3 separate regions of the Homo sapiens genome follow, and regions 1 and 2 are each linked to region 3. A link is a contact called in ENCODE Hi-C or POLR2A ChIA-PET data. All regions are on one chromosome and are shown on one strand. The core of a region is the stretch at or near the end of the contact, and the rest is flanking DNA. Distances in the headings are between cores, read along the strand shown.

Evidence for each region. A loop is a pair of places that touch in the nucleus more often than their neighbours do. ChIA-PET counts read pairs that join two places held with the same protein, here RNA polymerase II (POLR2A). Pooled maps may share reads with other maps.
Region 1: a pooled map shows a loop between it and region 3 (2.5-fold over the local background). The contact joins the promoter of PEX13 here to the enhancer-like site in region 3. A Hi-C loop is called at or near these places in 2 of 50 pooled maps. POLR2A ChIA-PET finds 5 or more read pairs at or near these places in 2 of 52 experiments (HCT116 and activated CD4-positive, alpha-beta T cell).
Region 2: a pooled map shows a loop between it and region 3 (2.7-fold over the local background). The contact joins two enhancer-like sites. A Hi-C loop is called at or near these places in 1 of 168 maps with a recorded cell type or tissue (gastrocnemius medialis), 2 of 37 single-sample maps with no recorded cell type and 9 of 50 pooled maps. POLR2A ChIA-PET finds 5 or more read pairs at or near these places in 3 of 52 experiments (GM12878, OCI-LY7 and naive thymus-derived CD8-positive, alpha-beta T cell).

Annotation. Positions count from the first base shown.
Region 1 is chr2:61,016,409-61,019,108 of GRCh38, forward strand. It overlaps PEX13 (peroxisomal biogenesis factor 13), which reads left to right and starts at 1,312. Exons shown (of 4, transcript NM_002618.4): 1 at 1,312-1,443. The coding sequence starts at 1,352. PUS10 (pseudouridine synthase 10) reads right to left here and starts at 1,847. Exons shown (of 18, transcript NM_144709.4): 1 at 1,600-1,847. RefSeq lists an enhancer at 1,719-1,768.
Region 2 is chr2:61,774,801-61,777,500 of GRCh38, forward strand. No RefSeq gene overlaps it. Among named protein-coding and RNA genes, the nearest start is that of FAM161A, 78 kb to the right of the region's middle. Within about 2 kb of position 1,276, at least 3 of the 41 ENCODE cell types and tissues checked have a DNase peak (open chromatin) inside an H3K27ac peak, as active enhancers do; they include OCI-LY7, where a contact is called at or near this core.
Region 3 is chr2:61,425,168-61,427,933 of GRCh38, forward strand. The region is part of intron 1 of USP34 (ubiquitin specific peptidase 34); the gene reads right to left. Among named protein-coding and RNA genes, the nearest start is that of SNORA70B, 9.2 kb to the left of the region's middle. RefSeq lists enhancers at 5-682, 683-1,360, 1,361-2,038. Within about 2 kb of position 1,309, at least 10 of the 41 ENCODE cell types and tissues checked have a DNase peak (open chromatin) inside an H3K27ac peak, as active enhancers do; they include OCI-LY7, where a contact is called at or near this core.

The sequences.
Region 1 (2,700 bases), core at 62-2,561, 410 kb before region 3:
CGTGAGATAATTAAATGCCAGGATTTCATAAGATATTAGAAATCGGTTGTCCATATTAGATTTATTATGTTTGAAAGCAAGCCCTGAGAAAGGCATTCCACAATGTAAGTTTTCCAGTGTTGGTTACCCTCAAGATGTTTGCTTTTCGTTTATGTGTTTGTTTTATAGAAATAACTCTGTAACAAGTTGCTACAAAGCCGCCTTTCATGTGTCAGGCTCCCTAGGAGGACTGAATCCCTCCTCCCCAAATCAAGGATAACTAGCCCAGTCTCTGGCTTACTGGAGGAGAGGAAGGACTTTATTTTCACCTCTTGGACGATTACAAAAACCAGTCATCGAAAACGAGAAAAGGGGCAGGGTATAAGAAAAACTAGCGAAATGACCAGACTGAGTCTCATATCCTAAGATCTTTTAAAACTCATTTCCCTACCGAAGGGTGTCATTCGTAACGCGGCGTGGGGCTGGGGGTGTGGATTTACGGAGAAAGAGGTGATCACACTTCACTGGGCTTCTGAAACATTCAGCTCTGGAATCTACTGTGGACTCTTGAAAAGTTCATCCCGAGATCTAACCTCAAGCCTCAGTTTTCGCCAAGCAAGCCCTTCCCCCTTCGGTCAGGTGCAACAAACTTCCCACTCACCCCTCCTTTGCTAACAAAGCCGCTCCAGCAGGAGAGAAACGAACTCTCTCCCGCCACACCTCTTTTGCACCCAGTCTGCACTCCTTCACCTCTTACCTACCCGCCTCACCTTCTCCCCAGACGCCGGAGCCTGAGATTTAACCCCTTCCGGCCCTCGAAGGGAAGAGGGAAGACTAAAGACAACGCACCTATTGCGTCTAGCAATTCTGTTCCCCGAGGAAACGTGCGTTTTAGAACAAAAGTACCAGCCCGCTCTCGCTAGGACTAAGTGAGCTTCTCCCTTCTTGTTTGTAGAGGAAATCCGAAAAACTGCCTGGTTTGCCACCTCACCCTACCTCCCCCACGAGCGAAGGAGTGCGTGCGGCTTTACTCCCAGCCCGACTGGTCCACTCCCAGAAAAGCCTCGGTGGGACTCCGACGTCTAGGGAGTTGTAGCCGCTACCAGAAATATCGATGAGCCTTTACCCTGAGGTTTAGAAAGGCAGCTCTTTCTGGGGCAAATACAAAGAGCGTGTTTCTTCCTACAAATTAGTGGCATCCTCCCGCTGTATGGATTCAGCTGGCAAAGTAACTCAAGCCTTGTCCTGACTGCAAGGGTGGGCGGGGTGGACGGCTCGGTGTTCTGCCCGTTGTGTCTTACGCTCCAGGTGCTGGTCTACGCGGGCCTGGACAGTCAGGGGTAGGAGCGGGAGCCGAGAGGAGGCGGAGGAGATGGCGTCCCAGCCGCCACCTCCCCCCAAACCCTGGGAGACCCGCCGAATTCCGGGAGCCGGACCGGGACCAGGACCGGGCCCCACTTTCCAGTGAGTGTGGGATTCTTCAGGCTGTGAGTTTAGTGGGCCCGAGCGGGGACTTGGCAGGAGGCGGTTGTAGCGGTTGTTAGTGGAGGTATTCCCTTCCCCCCTTTAACCAATACCCAACCTTGGGGATAGGGGCCGAGGTGGAGCTGGGGCGCTTACCAGTGGGGACTTTAGTGTCTCACAGCTGTTTCTGACCCGGCAGCTCTAATCAGCAACGTTTTTTTCGGGAGCTCCTGGGCGTCTCTCTGGGTCTCTGTGCTTGAAAGAAAGGGGGGCGGCTTCCTACCTACCGCTTCTGTTTTCACTTTGACAGAATGGCTTCTCTATCTTTAAAGCGTAGACTTTGGTCTGTAGCAGTTGAGAGCGGCATTTGTCCAGCCACGGCATCGACAGGGAGCAAAGTCTCTCCTTAAAGGTGTTAACCTCTCGAGAAGTTGCTGAAAGCCGGAAAGGTTTTACGCAACAGGAACTCAAGCCCCGTACACTTTGCATTCTTTTCCAGCATAACTCAGCCAGTGTTTCGGATCGAGATTGGAGAAGCAACTTTAAAGCAGGAGTTCTAGATCTGAGGCCTATGGATGGACTTTGTGTGCAAAATAGTGTATTTTTCTGAGGCCTGTATTTTTTTTTTGTTTGGTTTTTAATCAGTATCAGTTGGTTTCTAGGACTTTAAAAAGGCTAAAACATGCAGAGTTGGGAGTGTTTCGTGGCCTCGTGTGGCTTTTGTTTGGTAGTGCTGGACATCTTAATTCAGATAGGTGTGATTCAAATGTCAAATCACCTACTATTGTAGGTTTTCCTAAGCGTAAAAACCCCAACATATTGGAATGTATTTCTGCTGTATTCTGAAATCTTTTATTTAAACACTAAAATGCTTTAACACAGTAACGACTTAGTTTAATAAGGATATATACATAACAAGTAATAAGTTTGATTAGGCTGGTAAGCCACGGTGACATTATCTGCTACCTTTTTTTTGAGTGGGTTCTTTTTTCCCCATTTAGGCTGCTTGTCGAATGAGAGAGGTTTTATTTTTTGCATCTGTTAAAGTTCTTTTTATGTAAAATTAACCATTTTCCCACTTTATCGTGAAATATTTTAAACACAGAGACCAGTAGAGAGTAAGATAATACCTATATATTCACTACTCAACTTTAAACAGTGTTAACATTTGCCAGACTTATGTCGAATTTTTCAAAATAAAAGACGGCTAAACTCTCCCATTCTTCTTTATAGTGGTGACTATTGTCCTTATTTGGT
Region 2 (2,700 bases), core at 26-2,525, 350 kb after region 3:
CAGGCTCAAGTGATCCTCCTGCCTCAGTCTCCTAAGTAGCTGGGACTACAAGTGCACACCACCATGCCCAGTTAATTTTCTTTTTTTTTTGTAGAGACAGGGTTTCACCATGTTATCCAGCTGGTCTCGAACTCCCGAGCTCAAGCAATCTGCCTGCCTCAGCCTCCCAAAGGGATAGGATTACAGACATGAGCTACTGCACCTAGCCTCACCATGTACTGTTTGCTGTTGTTGTTGTTGTTTGAGACAGAGTTTCACTCTTATCACCCAGGCTGGAGTGCAATGGTGTGATCTTGGCTCACTGCAACCTCTGCCTCCCAAGTTCAAGCAATTCTCCAGCCTCAGCCTCCCGGGTAGTTGGAATTACAGGCGTGTGCCACCATGCCCGGCTAATTTTGTATTTTTAGTAGAGACAGGGTTTCTCCATGTTGGTCAGGCTGGTCTCGAACTCCCAACCTCAGGTGATCCGCCCGCCTTGGCCTCCCAAATTGCTGGGATTACAGGCGTGAGCCACCACACCCGGCCCTCACAATGTGCTTTCTTATAAGTCAAACTCTACCAGGTAACTTATAAATCGTAAATGAATCCCACTCCAAATTTCTGAATTATTCCAGTTTTTATGTGACATTTTTGATGGGATAAATGAGCATTAGTAGTAAATGTGCTATATTGAAAGAGAAACACAAAAAATGGGAGAATGAACATGAATGTATTATTTTTCTAATATATTGAGTGTGGGAGTCTTAAACCTTCCAATTATTAAAAGGGTCAATGATGGATCCAGTAGTTTAAATTATAATGTTAATATTTGGGCCTGGAAATATATTTTTAAATTATTTATATTCAATCAGCTTTAAAATATTGTAAAACTAGAAAACTGTAATTCAAATTATCTTCTTGTAACATCACTGCTTTAGGAAGTTTCTAGTTCCAAGTAAGATGGAGTGAGCAAATCCCAACCTATCTCTCCTACTGAATGTAGCTATTAACCTGGAAAGAATGCATGGCTCCCAAACTTGAGGACTGAAAAGTAAATCGAAACAGAAAGGTTGGAGAAGAAGGCATGAATATGAAGTACCACTGAACATGCAGAGAGCTTACCATTTTTTCCCCTCTGATATCCCTAGTCTGGACTTGTGCAGCCCAAAAGCCTGAAGTCCAAATCAGTGTGGACAGAAAGAGCTCCAGGAGAAGGCTTCTAGATCTGGCTTGAGGGGTGGAAAAAGAGTTTCCTAATATACAGACAAAGTGGGGGAAATCTCATGTGCTTTGTTTTTTGTTTTGTTTTGTTTTTCTTTTCTCCATTCTCTAGCACCCAAACCTCAAGTAATCCTATAAAAGCAGAAGTGAAAATGACATTAATGGTAAGAGGAGCAGGCAGGTGCCTAAAACTTTGAGAAAAGAGAACTTTCCTCTCTGATCAGAGGTGCTGTGTTCCCAAAAATCAGAGTAGGGTAAATGGCAAACCCCCACTGCTTTCTTTTTTCATCTCTGTCCTCCCACTGCCTCGCTCCAGACATAAGCGTAGTTACGGAAAGTGAACAGAAAAGTAGCGTATGTACTTGGCTGGGCACAGCAGCTCATTCCTATAATCCCAGCACTTTGGGAGGCCGAGGTGGGAGGATCACTTGAGCCCATGAGTTCGAGACCAGCCTGGGCAACACAGTGAGACACTGTCTCTACAAAAAATACAAAAATCCGTTGGGTGTGGTGGTGCGTGCCTGTAGTCCCAGCTACTCAGGAGGCTGAGGTGAGAGGATCTCTGGAGCCCGGAGGTCAAGGCTGCAGTGAGCTGAGATTGCACACCTCAGCCTGGGCAACAGAGAGAGACTCTGTCTCAAAAATAAAATGAAAAACAAAACCCAAGTTTTCTGATCAGAGAACTATAAAAGGGAGCCCCAAGGAATTGGGATAAAACTAGGAAATTGAGTAGAGGAAGGAGCAAAAGTTTATGATTTCTGAGGTAACTCCCAAGCTGTACATGTGTGGATCTGATCCTCAACACTGTACCACAGGCTGTGAGAACTGAACTACACAGTTCCTGCCTCAGACCTTGACTGACCACTGGGTCAAGAACATTCAGGACTGATCCAAATAACACTGCAAAGCCTTTAAAAACAGAACTGATATTAAAATTACAACCTAGAGAAGTCTAATTGGAGTTTACAGTCTAATCCCAACCTGACTGATTATGGCTAACACAAAAATGTCAACATTCACTCCAGGATTTAAACAAAACCTCTAGTCTCGTAGCATAATATTCAAAATATCCAGGATACAATCTAAAATTACTCAGCATTTGAGAAACCAGAAAAATCTAAACTGGGAAAAGATAATTGATAGACACTAACACTAAGATGACACAGATGTTGGCATTATCTGACAAAGACATTAAAGTAGGTGTTATAAAAATATTCCAAAACATCCTTGAAATAAATGAAAACATAAAAAAAAGAAAGTCTTGGCAAAGATTTCCCTTTTTTTTTTTTTTTTTTTTTTTTTTTAGGACAGAGTTTTACTCTTGTTGCCCAGGCTGGAGTGCAATGGGGCAGTCTCAGCTCACTGCAACCTCCGCCTCCTGGATTCAAGCAATACTCCTGCCTCAGCCTCCTAAGTAGTTGGGATTACAGGCACCTGCCACCAAGCCCAGCTAATTTTTGTATTTTTAGTAGAGATGGGGTTTCACCATGTTTGTCAGGT
Region 3 (2,766 bases), core at 59-2,558:
CTGATCATGCCCATGCCCCCGCCAACAAGGATACCAAATTAAGATCTACATAGAAAAAACACCTTCATAAAAAACAAAAATCAGGTGAGTACTCATAGTACCTGGTTTTAACTGAAACACCTTCATAAAAAACAAAAATCAGGTGAGTACTCATAGTACCTGGTTTTAACTGCGTATCACTGAAGGGAGAAACAACAGTCCTCAATTAGCAACTACGCACACTTCCTGTTCCCCCAGCCAGCAGCAAAAGGCCTGGTGCCTAGAGCCTCTCGGTGCTGAGGGAGGGACAACACAGCAACTGCAAGCCACTGAACTCAGTGCTGTCCTGTGAGAGCAGAAAAGAAAACCAGATCAAACCCAGGTGACTCCCACCCAGGGAGGGAGCATTTAAACCAGCCCTAAAGCGGAGGGCAACTGCCGATCCCAGGAGTCCCAACTTGAGTTCCCACCAGCCTCACCATGGAGGGCTACAGCACTCCATGTTTCCAAGTAAACTTTTTGGCAGTCTGAGCCGTAAGGACTACAACTCTTAACCGATTCTTAGTAATGAATGAACTGGGCACCAAGACAGTAGAGGTGGTGGGAAGGGGGACAGGAAGCAGGGAATGAGACATACTGAGACACCAGGCGGGGCAGCCAATGGAGTGCTGGCATCACCCCTTCCCCTCGACAGGCTGCACAGCTCAGGGCTCCAAGAAAGATGCCTTCCTTCTGTTTGAGGAGAGAAGGAAGAGTGGGGGGGACTCTCTTGCATCTTGGATACCAGCTCAGCCACAGCAAGACAGGGCACCGCTCAGAGTCATGAGGTCCCCTGTTCAGGGCCCTAACTCCCAGACATTTCTACACACACCCTGGGCCAGAAGACAGGAGCTGACAGCATTCATCACCTAACTGAGGAGCCCTTGGGCCCTGAATAACCAGTAGCGATATCCAAGTACTACATTGAGGGCCTCAGTTGAGCCTCTGAGACTTGCTGGCTTCAGTGAGATTCAGCACATTACCAGCTGTGGTGGCTATGGGGCAAAACTCCTACTTGAGAAAAGCTGAGGGAAAGAGTAAAGAGAACTTTGTCTTACAGCTTAGGTACCAGCACAAACACAGCAGGGTAGAGCACCAGTTGATTCTTGGGTGTCCCTAATTCTAAGACCTGACTCTTAAATGGCATTTCTGGACCTGCCCTGGGCCACAGGGGAGCCCACTGCCCTGAAGGGTGAGTCCCAGGTAACAGAGCGTTCATGACAAGCTGACTTCAGAGACACTGGGCCTTAGAGAAACATCGGTGAGTCTGGCAGTACCCCTTGTGGCCTGGGGGTGGCGGTGGCTACGAGGTGAGGTGGAAATGGGAAAAAGAGTGAGAAGTACCAGTCCTGTGGTTTGAATGCCAGCTCAGCCACAATACAAAAAGTATTGCTCTAGTATCTTAACTCCCAGACAACACTTCTGGACCCACCTGGGGTCTAGAGATCTTGCTGCCCTGAAGGAAGGATGCAGGTCTGGCTGGCTTTGCCAACTGCTGATTGCACAGCACCAGGGCCTTCAGCAAACATGGGAGGTAGCCAGAGTGCAGTTACAGCAGGCCTTGGGTGAGACCCAGCATAGTCCTAATTTCAAGACTGACCCAGCACAGTCATGGTGGCCACAGGGGTGCTTGTGTCACTCACTCCAACCCCAGCTTTAGGTGGCTCAGGACAGCGAGACCGTGTGTTTGGGAGAAAGTAAGGAAAGAGAACAAGAGTCTCCACCTGGTAATCCACAAATTATCCAGATCTTGTCCAAATCCATCAAGGTGGTACCTGTATGAGTCTGCAAGAACCACAGAATTACTGGGCTTGGGGTACCCCTAAAGCAGATACAGCTTAGATCACAATACCCAAGTTTTTTTCTTTTTGACATGGAGTTGCCCAGGCTGGAGTGCAGTGGCACGATCTCGGCTTACTGCAAGCTCTGCCTCCCAGGTTCACACCATTCTCCTGCCTCAGCCTCCCGAGTAGCTGGGACTACAGGTGCCCGCCACCACGCCCGGCTAATTTTTTTGTATTTTTAGTAGAGACAGGGTTTCACCATGTTAGCCAGGATAGTCTCGATCTCCTGACCTCGTGATCCACCCGCCTTGGCCTCCCAAAGTGCTGGGATTACAGGCATGAGCCACCGTGCCCGGCCCCAAGTTCTTTCAAATATCTAGAAAGCCTTCCCAAGAAGGACAGCTTCAAATAAGGCCAGACAGTGAAGACTACAATAAATACCTAACTCTTCAATGCCACTCAAGAACATCTACTAGCATCAACGCCATCCAGGAAAACATGACCTCACCAAATGAACTAAATAAGGCATCAGGGACCAATCCTGGAGAAACAGAGATATGTGACCTTTCAGATAAGGAATTCAAAATAGCCGTGTTGAGGAAACTCAAAGAAATTCAAGATAACACAGAAGGAATACAGAATTCTATCAGATAACTTTAACAAAGATTAAAACATGTAAGAAGACTCCAGCAGAAATTCTGGAGCTGAAAAACGCAATTGGCATACTAAAGAATGTATTAGTCTTTTGCAGCAGAATTGATGGCAGAGAAGTAAGAATTAGTGAGTTCAAACACAGACTATTTGAAAACACCCAAGTCAGGAGAAAAAAGAAAACGGAATTTCTAAAAATGAAGCATGCCTACGGGATCTAGAAAATAGCCTCAAAAGGGCAAATCTAAAGAGTTTTTGGTGGCCAGGCACAGTGGCTCACACCTGTAATCCCAGCACTTTGGATGGCTGAGGG